Linked DNA regions of Homo sapiens: region 1 is linked to region 2. The links are chromatin contacts, found by Hi-C or POLR2A ChIA-PET in ENCODE. All regions are on one chromosome and are shown on one strand. The core of a region is the stretch at or near the end of the contact, and the rest is flanking DNA. Distances in the headings are between cores, read along the strand shown. Region 1 overlaps BIRC6 (baculoviral IAP repeat containing 6). Region 2 holds the start of BIRC6 (baculoviral IAP repeat containing 6).

Region 1 (6,701 bases), core at 3,653-6,152, 69 kb before region 2:
TCAGGTATCTATATATAACTAAGATAACTAACTCTGGCTAAAAAATAGCAAAGAAGAAAATTCTAACTTAAATATTTAAAATTAGAGACAATACTCGCTATTGAAGAAACCCAAACCCAACCTGTTAGAAAAGGGCTTACTGAACTTTAGCCCTAATAAGGATGGCAAGAAAAGCAGTGGTACTAAAGTGCAAGCCAATGTACATCAGACCAATAATTAACTTTTAGACCCTATTTTTTAAAAAATAAAATGCTAGACATCAAGCAAGTACATAACATATGAATAAAACACTAAAACAGTCAAAAGCTATGTGGTAAAGAAATACTTACAAACTGAAAAATTAAATTGTTTTTTCTATTTCTGTGGCAGTTAAGAAAATCTTGCATACATGCTAGTATTATAAGAGTAATAACGTGCTTCATACTAATTAGGCTTCTTTACAAATGCTATACATGTATTCACATCAGTGAAATGTATAACATTAAAAAATGCTAAGCCATTGTTCCCATTTTAAAAAATTAATAAAATACTAAAATATAAAATCTGGTAGGTTTAGAGTATTTTCACAATAAAAAAATGACAGCAAGTTCTATAAAATTATTACAAGTTTAATTCAAATTACATCTTTTTCTCAAAGTCTAGACCCTTTTAAATCTGCTTAGTTTGTAAATATTAACAGCATGTCAATCTTCTTTCTTTCCATTATTTATTTCTTCATTACAAAATTCATCTTTCCTCTACTAAAAAGCATTTTTCTGTACTTTATAAAAAATCTTCTCCATTCAACCAATAACCTATAAAATATGAGAATATTCAGTATTTTAGCTTTTTATACCAAGTTGTATACTTAACCAAGACACCTTGGTTAACTCAAGTAACTGGAGATTGAGAAGCAGGCTACTATGATTTCATAAAAGTCTACAAGGCAAATAATGATTTTTTGGCAGGGAGTAGCATGCTAGCAAAACTTCTTTTGAAAAATTAGCTCTGGAGGGCAATGTGGGTCAAGGATGGGAGAAAAAAGGCAAAAACAACAAACAAATATAAACAAACCTATCGAGAGATTCAGGATGGGGCAACGTATGTGTGAATATACCACCTAAATATATCCTCAGTGACAGTATTTTTTTTTCACCTTTTCAATTCCAGTAGTAATATTAATAATATGAGCCAGTCTACTAATTTTATTCTTACTTAATGAATTCTCTTTTATATGATTTTTCCCTCCTCTAATTAGACTAAAAGCTCATTAATGGCTGAAATGTTTGTTTTAACCTCTTAGATGACTTCACAAATATTGAGTAACATACCATACAGGTTGAGAATCACTTCTTACTTTAATATGTTTACATCTTCCAACAACTAGAAAAATGATAAATACTACCTATTCTTTTTTTAAAATCATTTAAAAATTTAATATCATACCTGAAATGCCAGGACTTGAAGGATTTGATAAAGGTTTGGAACCTTCTGAAGATGGTTCTATTCCTTTAGAAAGAGATCCATCCACTAGTATATCAGCTTCATCAATATCATCACAGGTTCCTCCAATTTGGAGAAAATGAAGCTCACCACCTACAGTGTAGTAAATTTCATAGATACATGAAAAATAGGTAAACATTCAAATATTCAAATGTAATACTACTTAGGAAACAACTGAATGTCACTTCATAGGCAGATAAGGAAAGCTACCAATGTGATGTATTTCCAAGAGTTTAGAAATTTAATTGCCAAGGAATTACAAATTGAAACCAAATTTTTATGAAGAAAATGATAAATACATAAACATACATGAAAACAGGTATTTATCTAGTATTTACTTTTATGAGACAGTATTTTAAGTGCTTTAATTAATTCATTTACTTTTTACCAAAAACCCTTGTGGTAGAACTATTACTGTGGCCATTTTACAGATGAGGCACTAGCTATACTGGAATCCACAGCCAGATCTCTTAATCTCAACAATAACAAAACTTAACAAATACTCTTATTTTTTAAAGCATTCACAATGAAATGAAGGCAACTCAAATTTCTAGTTTAAAATCTCTGTCACAGGAAAAAAACTGACAGCAAATTTAGCTTTAATTAAGACAAAAAAATTAATGGGTAATAGTATATTCTAACATTCTAATTTGGAGATTCACTTCCAGCATAGCAGAAGAAGGAAGATGATAAATCCCCTTCCTGAAAGGCAACTATAAAGCTAGACAAAACTGTAATTTAACGAGGGTGAGGTAAGCAGTGAAAACCAGCACATTCACTGCTATCTCCAGATGGGACTTGATTGATGGAGAGCGTCCAGTTTAAACAGGTGATTTCAATGGGAAACAAACAAGGAGATCTGCTACTTGAGGTCACAATTCTGTGTGGGGCAAGCAAAGCACTGGAAACACCAGGGATTTAACACAGAATTACATGTAGTGAGAGAAGCACAGGGGGCCTGGTAAACTCTCCACAAATCCCACCTTGATCAGAGGCTGTGCACGTGTCCAGCAAAGACCAGAGGGAGCCGAAGCCATTATTACATCCTCAGTCAACTAAGCCTCTATGCCTATGCAAAAGAGACCTGAGAAAGCACAACAGAAAATAAAAGCCAGGGCACACTTGAGCACAGCCTTACTGGCTAAAGGTATTTGGACACCAAACCTATCAATCTTTGGCTGAATACTAAGCTCTGCTGCCCCAAAAGAAACAAAATAAGAAACAAGTCTTAAAAATTAAAACTAGGCAGAATAAATGACAGAAATCAGCAGCTGCACAATACAGAAGAGATTTTACAGATTCAGATTTCACAGATTCAACAGTTTGTTTGTTTTCACAAAACAAACAAAGCAACAACCACCTGGCAAAAGGTAGGGAGATACGAATCCAGATTGCTATAGTGTTGTTTTAAATGTCCAGTAAATAAATAAAACATTACAAGACATGCAAAGAAAGAGGGACCCACATTCAAGATGTAAAACACACACACACACACACACCTGAAAATGTCTTCTCGGACTTCAGATTTAGCAAAGAATTCAAGGATCTATTGTAAATATTTTTATAGAATAAGAGGAAACCAGGGGTATAGAGATTACAGGAAATAATGGTATAAACGACTCAACAAACAAAAATATTTTTAAAAAAATTAAAGGCCAGGAGCAGTGGCTCACGCCTGTTATCCCAGCACCTTGGGAGACGGAGGCGGGCGGATCACCTGAGGTCAGGAGTTCGATACCAGCCTGGCCAACATGGTGAAACCCCATCTCTACTAAAAATACAAAAATTAGACAGGCGTGGTGGCAGGCGCCTGTAATCCCCTGAGCTACTCAGGAGGCTGAGGAAGGAGAATCGCTTGAACCCGGGAGGCAGAGGTTGCAGTGAGCTGAGATAGCGCCACTGCACTCCAGCCTGGGCGACAAGAGCAAGACTTTGTCTCAAAAAAAAAATAAAATAAAATAAAAATTAAAAGAAGCTTGGAGACCTACAGGACAGATAAAATATTAAGAACATACATGTAATGGGAATTCCATGAAGAAGAGAATTCCACCTGAAAAAATAATGGGCAAAAACTTACCAAATCTGATAGAAAACCACAAATTCACTCAAGTTCAATGACCCTCAAATAGGATAAACACAAAGAAATAACACATATATATATAAGCTCTTGAGAGTCAAAGGCAAAGGGAACATCATGAAGACAGCAAGATAAAAATTATTCATCAGACATGAAAACAACAGCACAAATTAACAGATCACTATGAGAAACAATGGAGACCAGAGGCAATGGAATGACATTTAAAGTACAGAAAGAAACTGTCAACAGATTCTCTATGTAGCATTAATCCTCAAAAATGAATGTGAGATGAACACATTTCCAGAAAAACAAAGACTGAGAGAACTTTATGCTAGCAACCTGCCTTATGATAAGTAACAAAGAAAGCCCCAAAGAAAGCCCCTTTAAGAGGAAGGAAAGCAACATCAAATTCACTGAAAAAATAAAGAACAGAAATGGTAAGTAGGTGAATATAATAAATAAATGTTTTTCTCATTTCTTTGCCAACTTTTTAAAAAGATAATGGTTGTATAAAATAATTGTAACATGTTTTGTTGGGTTTTGTTTGTTTTTTGTTTTGAGACGGAGTCTCGCTCTGTTGCCCAGGCTGGAGTACAATGGTGTGATCTCAGCTCACTGCAACCTCCGCCTCCTGGGTTCAAGTGATTCTCCCTGCCTCAGCCTCCTGAGTAGTTGGGATTACAGGTGCCCACCACCACACCCGGCTAATTTTTGTATTTTTAGTAGAGACAGGGTTTTGCCATGTTGGCCAGGCTGGTCTTGAACTCCTGACCTTAGGTGATCTGCCCGCCTTGACCTCCCAAAGTGCTGGGATTACAGGCGTAAGCCACCACACCCGGCCATTCTGTTGGGTTTATAACATACTTAAATGTAATGTATGGGGTGGGGAGAGACAAGAGCAAAGTTCCTACATATTTTACTAGAATAAAGTATTATTCTGAAGTAGATTGTATTATTAATTAAACCACCAAAATATAACTCAAAAAAAAGTAGTATCAGAAAAAGAAACCAGAATCAACACGGGGACCAGTGATTTCATGCCAAATGGCAGAGTAGGAAGCTCTAGGGATCAGTCCCTCCACCAAAGCAACCACTCAACTAGAAAGTATGATTGGAATCAACTATTTCAGAACTATGGGACCTAACAGGATATCTACAATAAACAGAGGAGACTGATTTCTGGTAAGAGGGTGGCCTAAATGAACCAGCTACCCCTCCATACTCAGCCCTGACACAGCTGTGGGGGAAAGTGGCACATGTGCTGGAAGCAGCTGGCTGGTGCCAGGGCGGACAGGAGGGACCTTCTCTTCCCAATATATAGGGTTGTGCATTTTGGTTGGTCTAGCAGTTCCCTAAGGGACCAGAATAGACTCTTGCCTGGGTTTCACCCTTCTGAGACTGCAGCTGCTACTCCAAGCAGCAGCCACCAGAAGATTTAAGGGGACAAAGCCGAAACAGGATCTACAGGAAGATTTAAAGAGATAGAACTCTTTTTTGGAAGGATAAGAGTGGGGAGAGGGTTCTCTAGCCTTTGTACAAATAGTTTGAAAATGTCACAAATGGATGGCTGCAGCTGGAAACAAGCAAAATCTCCCAGAGTGAGAGAATAAGATTTCTAGAGGTACCACATTACAATACTCAGAAAGTTCTGACTACAACAAAAAATTACAAAGCACTCAAAGAAACAGCAAAGTATGGCCCATTTACAGGAGAAAAAAAAAAAAAAAGAATTACCAGAAAGCATACCTGAGAAAGCCCAGATATTGGAATTATTAGTCAAAAACGTTAAATGAATTCTCTTTATATAGCCAATTAGCTAAAGGGAACAATGGACAAAAACTAAAGAAAAACAGGAAAATGATGTATGAATGTAAGATTATCAACAAAAAGATAAACTGGACTTTTTCAAAATGCCAATGTTTTGTGCATCAAAGGACACTACCAAGAAAGTAAAAAGACAACCCACAGAATATGAGAAAGTAAGTATTTGCAAATCATATCTATTAAGATATGAATCCTGAATTTCTAAAAATGTTCCTACAACTCAATCAAAAAAAAAAAAATTCAAAAGTGGACAAGGACATGAATAGATATTTCTACGTCTATTATAGAAATACAAATCACCAATAAACACATGAAGAAATGCTCAACATCACTAATCATTAGGAAAGTGCAAACCAAAACCACAACAGATACCACTTCACAACCACTAGTTGTCAAAAAGACCAAAAATAACAAATGTTGGCCAGGATGTAGAAAAACTGGGACCCTTCCAAACTGCTTGTGGAAATGCAAAATGGTGCAGACTCTGTGGAAAATAACTTGGTGATTCTCAAAAGGTTAAACATAGGCCAGACGCGGTGGCTCACACCTGTAATCCCAGCACGTTGGGTGGGCGAGGTGGGAGGATCACCTGAGGTCAGGAGTTGGAGACCAGCATGGTCAACATGGCGAAATAGTGTCTCTACTAAAAATACAAAAAATAGCTGGGCGTGGTGGTGCGTGCCTAATCCCAGCTACTTGGGAGGCTGAGGCAGGAGACTCACTAGAGCCGGGGAGGCAAAGGTTGCAGTGAGCCGAGATCGCGTCAGTGCACTCCAGCCTGGGCAACAAGCGTGAAACTCCATCTCAAAAAAAAAAAAAGGGTTGAACATAGAATTACCATGTGACCCAACAATTCCACTCCTAGGTATATACCCAAAACAACTGAAAACGGGTACTCAAATATTTGTACACCAATGTTTATAGGGACATTATTCACAATAGCCAAAATGTGGAAACAACCCAAATGCTGAGTTACAATAGTCACCCCTTACAGTAGTCACAGTTCCAAGACCTCGCAGTGATGACTGAAACTGTGGATAGTATCAAACCCAATATGTATATATATTGTTTTTTCATATATATATATTCATATATATACACACACACATATGATAAATTTAATTTATAAATTAGGCACAGGAAGAGATGAACAACAACAAAATAGCACAATGATAGCAATATACTGTTCACAATTTCACAAACAGAAGATTTGTTCTTACCATAAATCTTAGAAATCTGCACATAAAATATTTTTCTTTCCAAGTCAAAAATTTCGCCTTTTCAACATAAAGAAAAAACTTCAAAACGGCTTCACTTT
Region 2 (6,299 bases), core at 3,170-5,669:
AGATAGAGGGCATATGGGAACTGTCTGTACTTTCTGCTCAATTTTGTTGTTAACCTAAAACTGCTCTAAAAAAGAAACACATATTTAAACAAAAAAAAAGTCAAGGAATGTGTTTACTTAGCAATTAGTATATAAGGAAGTACTAATATACTCATTGTTATATATGCATCCAATCAAAAATACTCGAGTTTATACTGTATATATTAGGGCTGGGCGCGGTGGCCCAAACCTGTAATCCCAACACTTTGGGAGGCCAAGGTGGGCAGATCACTTGAGGTCAGGAGTTCGAGACCAGCCTGGCCAACATGGTGAAACCCTGTCTCTACTAAAAATAAAAAATAAAAATAAAAAAAATTAGCCAGGTCTGGTGGTGTGTACCTGTAATCCCAGCTATTCAGGAAGGTGAGGCAGGAGGACTGCCTGAGCCAAGGAGGCAGAGGCTACAGTGAGCCGAGATCGCATCACTGCACTCCAGCCTGGGCCACAGAGTGACACTCTGTCAAAGAAACAATAATAATAAATAAATATATACATACACACACACATACACACACACTGTATATTAGGCATCCTGGGGAAGGGATATATAAACAAATAAACAAAGTACCTCCCCACAAGGAGCTTGAAATATGAGACAGACCTCATATATTTACAAAAAGCTAAATAAAATGGAATTTAAACTTAAATAGTTCAAGACGGTTGAAAAAATACCACAAAATACTAACCTGCCAGATTACTAAAATGGACACTAATAGGACCATATGTGCTTAGGGCTTCAGTCATTTCTGGCTAAAGGGATCAGGAAGTTAAGATACGCTCTAGGTCTTGAAAATGACTAAGACTTAGCTAAATGACTGGAGCGAATTGGTGCATTCCAAGAAAGAACAAAACTACTGTAGTTAGGAAAAAGAATTAAATGGACCATTTCACAAAACTTATAAATAAGGAGACAAGACTAGAGAGACTAGTAAAAGCCAGATCACGCAGCTCAGAGCTTCAAAAATCTTCACTCTTAAATACTGACAGGGAGCAAATACTTACCCAGCCTGTGTATATACTGATAGCTCTTAATCCAGTTAAACTGTATTTATAAACATTTTATATCAGATACAGATAATATAAAGACATATACTAGTAGTCATAGTTAAAAATTCACTGTCTTTGCCACTCAATACATATACATACAAGTCCTGTTCCCATCCTTCAACTGCAAATCTACAGGCAACCCATAACCCTATAAACTGAACCCCAGGCGTCCATAAGACCTATTACTGTATCACCTAGTCTTTATCCCCTCAGACACAGATGTCTTTCCTCTGTGGTAGAAAAGAAAGTGGCCCATTGCCCATAAACGGGAAAGAGGGATTATGTTAGGACCATGATCGCTACTGGCATCTTCTCTCTACTCTATTTATAGGGCTGTCACCCTCTATTAATCATTAAAAGCAAACTTACTAAATACCTGCAGATTCTAAGTAAAACATAAAATGCAGCATTCCCTCCTCAATCATCTGAACTGGGGCAAATAGGACCCTATACAACCTCTGATAATTATTATTAATAACAAACTTCTGGCCAGGTGGGACAGCTCATGCCTGTAATACCAGCACTTTGGGAGGCTGAGGTGGGAGGATCATTTGAGGCCGGAAGTTCAAGACCAGCCTGGGCAACACAGCAAAACCCCATCTCTACAAATACGAATAAATTTTACAAATAATAATAAATTTCACTTCTCATATATGAAAATGTTTCAGAATGCATCCATTGTTAACTTCCAAATTTTTTCTGTAATCCTTCATTCCGTTCACTATAAACCCTTCTACATATTTTAATTCACATACTCAATCTTCATGCATGGGGACCTGCAATTGTATCCAATCCCGAACTCTTCTAATCAACAGATGCCCCAACAAAACCTGTTATCCCAAATCAATGCTACATTTTACTTATCTACCTACACCTTCATGTTATACATCTAAAACCCTCCTCTTTAGTAATCTACCACTAAAGTGAATATTGTCTTTCCTTCCATGTACAGGCACATAAATATATGTCCAATTTCCCCAACCAACAAATCCTGACACACATTATTATTCTCAAACATGGCCTCCAGACATAAAAAGCACACCATAAAATTCCTCTTTCTATCCAAAACACTTGAATACTTTTGTTAATGACTTTCTTTAGAAATCCTAGTACATATACCACTTATTCCAAGTTAAAAATCACAAAAATACTACATCCTCAAGATAGAAACATATACTAGAAAGTGTAGACATATATGAAAAGGATAAAATCAAATTAAAGATAACGTTTATGAAGAGGGAGGATTGGAGAAATGCAGTCCAGGAGAGATTCAGCTGAGATTTTAATCCTATTTGTAAAGTTTTATTTCTTAACCTGAGTTGGGGATGCATGGTGTTCACTGTAATTACTCTTCATACCTTTTCATACTTGAAATACTTTTAAATGACTTTTAAAAAGAAAGACATCCAATTACCAATGAGCATCTCCCTCTTACACACAGTGAGAAGCCATTATGTCCAAGTTGCAGTAACTGTTCACTGCTACATCTGGGCCACCCCATCATTTACCTAAGCCAAGAAAAGAAAAAATTACAAACCTACCTCCCAAAACTTTCTCTTAGATATGTTCCAAGTTTATATCCTGAAACTATACATAATCCAATTCTTTCACAACTCTCACATCAACAATAATTAACATGTCTAATTTCACGTTTGCATCCCTAAATTGCCATTTACTCTTACAAATGCCTTATTACTCACATAGTAAACTTTTCCTTGTTCGTCTACGTTAAAATACAAGTGAATTGGTTGACCACATAACTACTTCCACTTGGCTAAACGCAGACAGTTGTATACATTACATCTCTATGCAGGAGTCCGATTCACTCATACACTAACTTTTCAATCTAAACCTACAACATCCAAATTAAGCCACCCATCATTTAACCACAAATGAAATGTCATCTCCGCCAAATCTAACTCAGCCAGGGCCATTCCAAAACCACTCCAGTCCGTCCACTGAGCATACACCTCACGCATCTGAAAGTCCCGTCCCTGGACCAAGGTTTACGCCACCCAGAAGTGCTCTCCTCCAATGGTGAGACTCAGACACACCTTCAAATCCTAATTTTCGGCTCGCTGTGGGAAAACAAGTAGAGACAGCCTGAAGTTACAAACCCAAAGGAATCTATTTCATACACCACAGGTCCTGACTTTCTCGTCACTGGGGCGTAGAAGTTGGAAGCCCCGAGCAAGGGGACCAGGTCTAGTCGTCTTCGGCGTCCGCAGAGTCCTACAGTCGTCGACCAAGCAGTTCAGGCAGCTGGCCCGCCTACTTCCCTCCCCACCCCCACCACGACCCACCCCACCCCCACCCCACCCCCACCCCCACGCTGGGCGCACAGCCCGCGGTCTGTCCCCCGCACTGCGGGACCTGAGAACAGCAGACTGCCGGCTCCTCTCCCACAAGGGAGGGCTTGGTTGCCGGCTCAGACGCTCCCCGCCCCTCGCCTCCGGCCACCAGCCTCTCCGCCCGGGGTCAACCCTTCCAGCCTTTCGCTCTCATCTAACCGGACGCAGGACCGACAGCCTCTCCAGGGCCTACCCGGGCCTCGCTTCCTCCGGTGCCAAGCTCCAAGGTCTCCTCACCTCTCGCGGAGGACCAAGCCAGACCGGACGCTCCAGGCCCGAAAGGCAACTCCCCTCCCACCACTCCCTGACTCGCCGGTCTTTCCTCCCAACTGCAGCCGCTGAAAAAGCCAAGTCCTAAGGTCCCCCTCCATCAGCTTCCGGGCCTCCCTTCACGGCTGGGCCCGAACCCCCAGCCCTGCCCTCTCGCCATCTCGCTTCCCCGAGTCGCGAGGCCGAGCCCCGGGGCTGGACGGCTTCTTTCCCCGGCTTCGCGCCCGCCCGGCGTGCGGAAGACTCACCACTGAGCGCGGAGGCCTGCAGTGTGGCCCCCGAGGTGCCGTCGATGACTTTGATGGTCCCGCGGCTAGTGACGGCCAGGATGGCGTTGAGCGCAGGGTGGTAGGACAGGCTGTGCAGCCCGTCGGCGTCGCAGTGCATGCAGCCGTCCCGCAGCACCAGCCACTCTGAGACCCCGGCCGCCCCCGCCCCCGCCGCCGAGGAGCAGCCGGGGCCCGAGGCCGCCGCAGCCGCAGCCGCCATCTTCCGGCCTGCGCTCAGCACAATCACACTGGGAAGCGGCTCAGTGACAGTCCCGGGAGGTGCAGCACCACCACCAGTCACCATCCGGGGCCAGGGGGCAAGCCGAGCGCGTTAGCCGGAAGTGAAGTCAGGCGCCCGCACGCACGCGGAACGTCGATCGCCCGGCCGGAGGGGCCAAACTCGGAGGGAGGCTGACGGGAGAGGGGGAGAAGCAGGGAGGGAGGCGGGGCCCGGGGCGCGGGCTGGAGGCCGGCGGGTGGAGCATGCGCGGGAGGGCTCGCGCGTGCCACGCGCCGCGGGTCTGGCCAGTTCCGCGTCCGCAGCGTCCCAGTTTCTTCCTGTGAGCCTGGGGAGTGGCGGCTGCCGAGTCCGCCCCGCTCCTCGCGGGGGCAGGGGGAGGGGTTGGCCTCCGTGCATTTCCGCTAGGTGGGGACCCCCGCCCTTGCGACCTGTCCGGTACGCCCGGAGGCCTTTTGCAGCGGTTCCAGCTGCGCCTTGACCGTTCCCGGTACGCACGGTGCAGCTGTTCGGCCGTGGCCGGAAGCGGACCTCTGGGTCTCGGTCACGGCTCTGGTGTGAGAATAAACAATCAGAAGCCTCTCGTTTGGATTGGAAGGAACCGAGCGACCTTCCCAAACCTGTACCTTTTACCACGCCTGCCCTCCCCATTCCCAAGGCTTTCTGTTGAACAGAAGTACCAGATACGAGGTGCTGGAAGCGCATAGTTAAGCTTAGTTTCTCTATCCACATTCCAAACAACCCGAGTTACCGGAATTAATAGGAGTGTGGGTCTGTGTGAGTGTGTGGTGGGGTGTGTTGGAGGTCTAGAAAGGACTAATCAATTTACTAATCATCCCCCCTTGGAGAATTTTTTTAAAACTTTTTATTTTGAAATAGATTACAGTTGAAAATATACTACAGACCTCTGTGGTCTTTCTCTCCAAAAGCCATAACCCCTATCTAACTATGAGAAAACCATTTGACAAACCCAAACTGTAGGACATTATTTTTATAAAATACCTAAACACTACTCAAAGATAGTACAGAGAGATCCAATTTACTCTTTACCCAGTTTCCCCCAATGGTTGCATATTACATAATTCTAGTACAATCTCAAAAGGAGGGATTTGATAGTTGTATGATGTGTGTATAGTTCAATGTCATTTTATCACATGTAGACCTACGCACCATAGTCAAGATGCAGAGTTGTATGTTCTATATGTTTTGTGATCATTAGGTTATTTTGGAAAGAACTAGTTTTCCTTAAAAACCTAATCAAAGATCTGTTGTGAGGATTAAGAATCATTTGTAAAATGTGTAGAAGAGCATCTGACAAGTATATACTACGTGCTCAATAAAAATTATAAAAGTTAATTGCCCTCTCACATTCATGCGAACTTCCTTCAGGAAATCTTCATGGATTACCTGAACTACATCTTAAACTATTAGCCATCAGGCTACATCTGAAACACTTAGAGATTTGACTGTATTCCTCTCTTCTTGGGGGTCCCTAAAATACACTGAAGTTCCTGGGCCTGCCAGAGAGTGACATTCCTTACTCATCTGTGGTTCTTTTTTTTTTTTTTTTTTGGCTTTTTTGTTTGTTTTTGTTTGTTTATTGAGACGGAGTCTCACTCCGTCGCCCAGGCTGGAGTGCAGTGGCGTGATCTCAGCTCACTACAACTTCTGCCTCTTGGATTCAAGCAATTCTCGGCCTCAGCCTCCTGAATAGCTGGGATTACAGGCACCTGCCACCACGCCTGGCTAATTTTTTTTTTTTTTTTTTTTTGTATTTTTAGTAGAGATGGGGTTTCACCATCTTGGCCAGGTTGGTATTGAACTCCTGATCTCGTGATCCACCTGCCTCGGCCTCCCAAAGTGCTGGGATTACAGGTGTGAGCCCCCGCGCCCGGCCACTCAGGCCACTCACCTGTAAGTCTGGGAACAATCAGGCCAGTTTTTCAAACGAAGACTTTATTGGCTCCATAAAGTCAACCATAGCTCCTTAATGCCATCTGGTCATGTTTGAAAATATGACATTCCAGTCAAAACCTGGTTAATACAACCAGTGCCTCCAATTATGTCTTGTTACAGGAGAACACA

What was found. A loop is a pair of places that touch in the nucleus more often than their neighbours do. ChIA-PET counts read pairs that join two places held with the same protein, here RNA polymerase II (POLR2A). Pooled maps may share reads with other maps.
Region 1: a map of posterior cingulate gyrus shows a loop between it and region 2 (10-fold over the local background). The contact joins the enhancer-like site here to the promoter of BIRC6 in region 2. A Hi-C loop is called at or near these places in 5 of 168 maps with a recorded cell type or tissue (Caco-2, aorta, ascending aorta and 2 more) and 7 of 50 pooled maps. POLR2A ChIA-PET finds 5 or more read pairs at or near these places in 10 of 52 experiments (CD8-positive, alpha-beta memory T cell, GM10248, GM12878 and 7 more).

Annotation. Positions count from the first base shown.
Region 1 is chr2:32,424,020-32,430,720 of GRCh38, reverse strand. It overlaps BIRC6 (baculoviral IAP repeat containing 6), which reads right to left. Exons shown (of 74, transcript NM_016252.4): 11 at 1,426-1,575. Among named protein-coding and RNA genes, the nearest start is that of BIRC6, 70 kb to the right of the region's middle. Within about 2 kb of position 4,902, at least 3 of the 41 ENCODE cell types and tissues checked have a DNase peak (open chromatin) inside an H3K27ac peak, as active enhancers do; they include IMR-90 and psoas muscle, where a contact is called at or near this core.
Region 2 is chr2:32,355,143-32,361,441 of GRCh38, reverse strand. It overlaps BIRC6 (baculoviral IAP repeat containing 6), which reads right to left and starts at 4,419. Exons shown (of 74, transcript NM_016252.4): 1 at 3,956-4,419. The coding sequence starts at 4,280. RefSeq lists silencers at 228-426, 3,973-4,202, 4,363-4,732 and enhancers at 3,209-3,721, 4,236-4,748.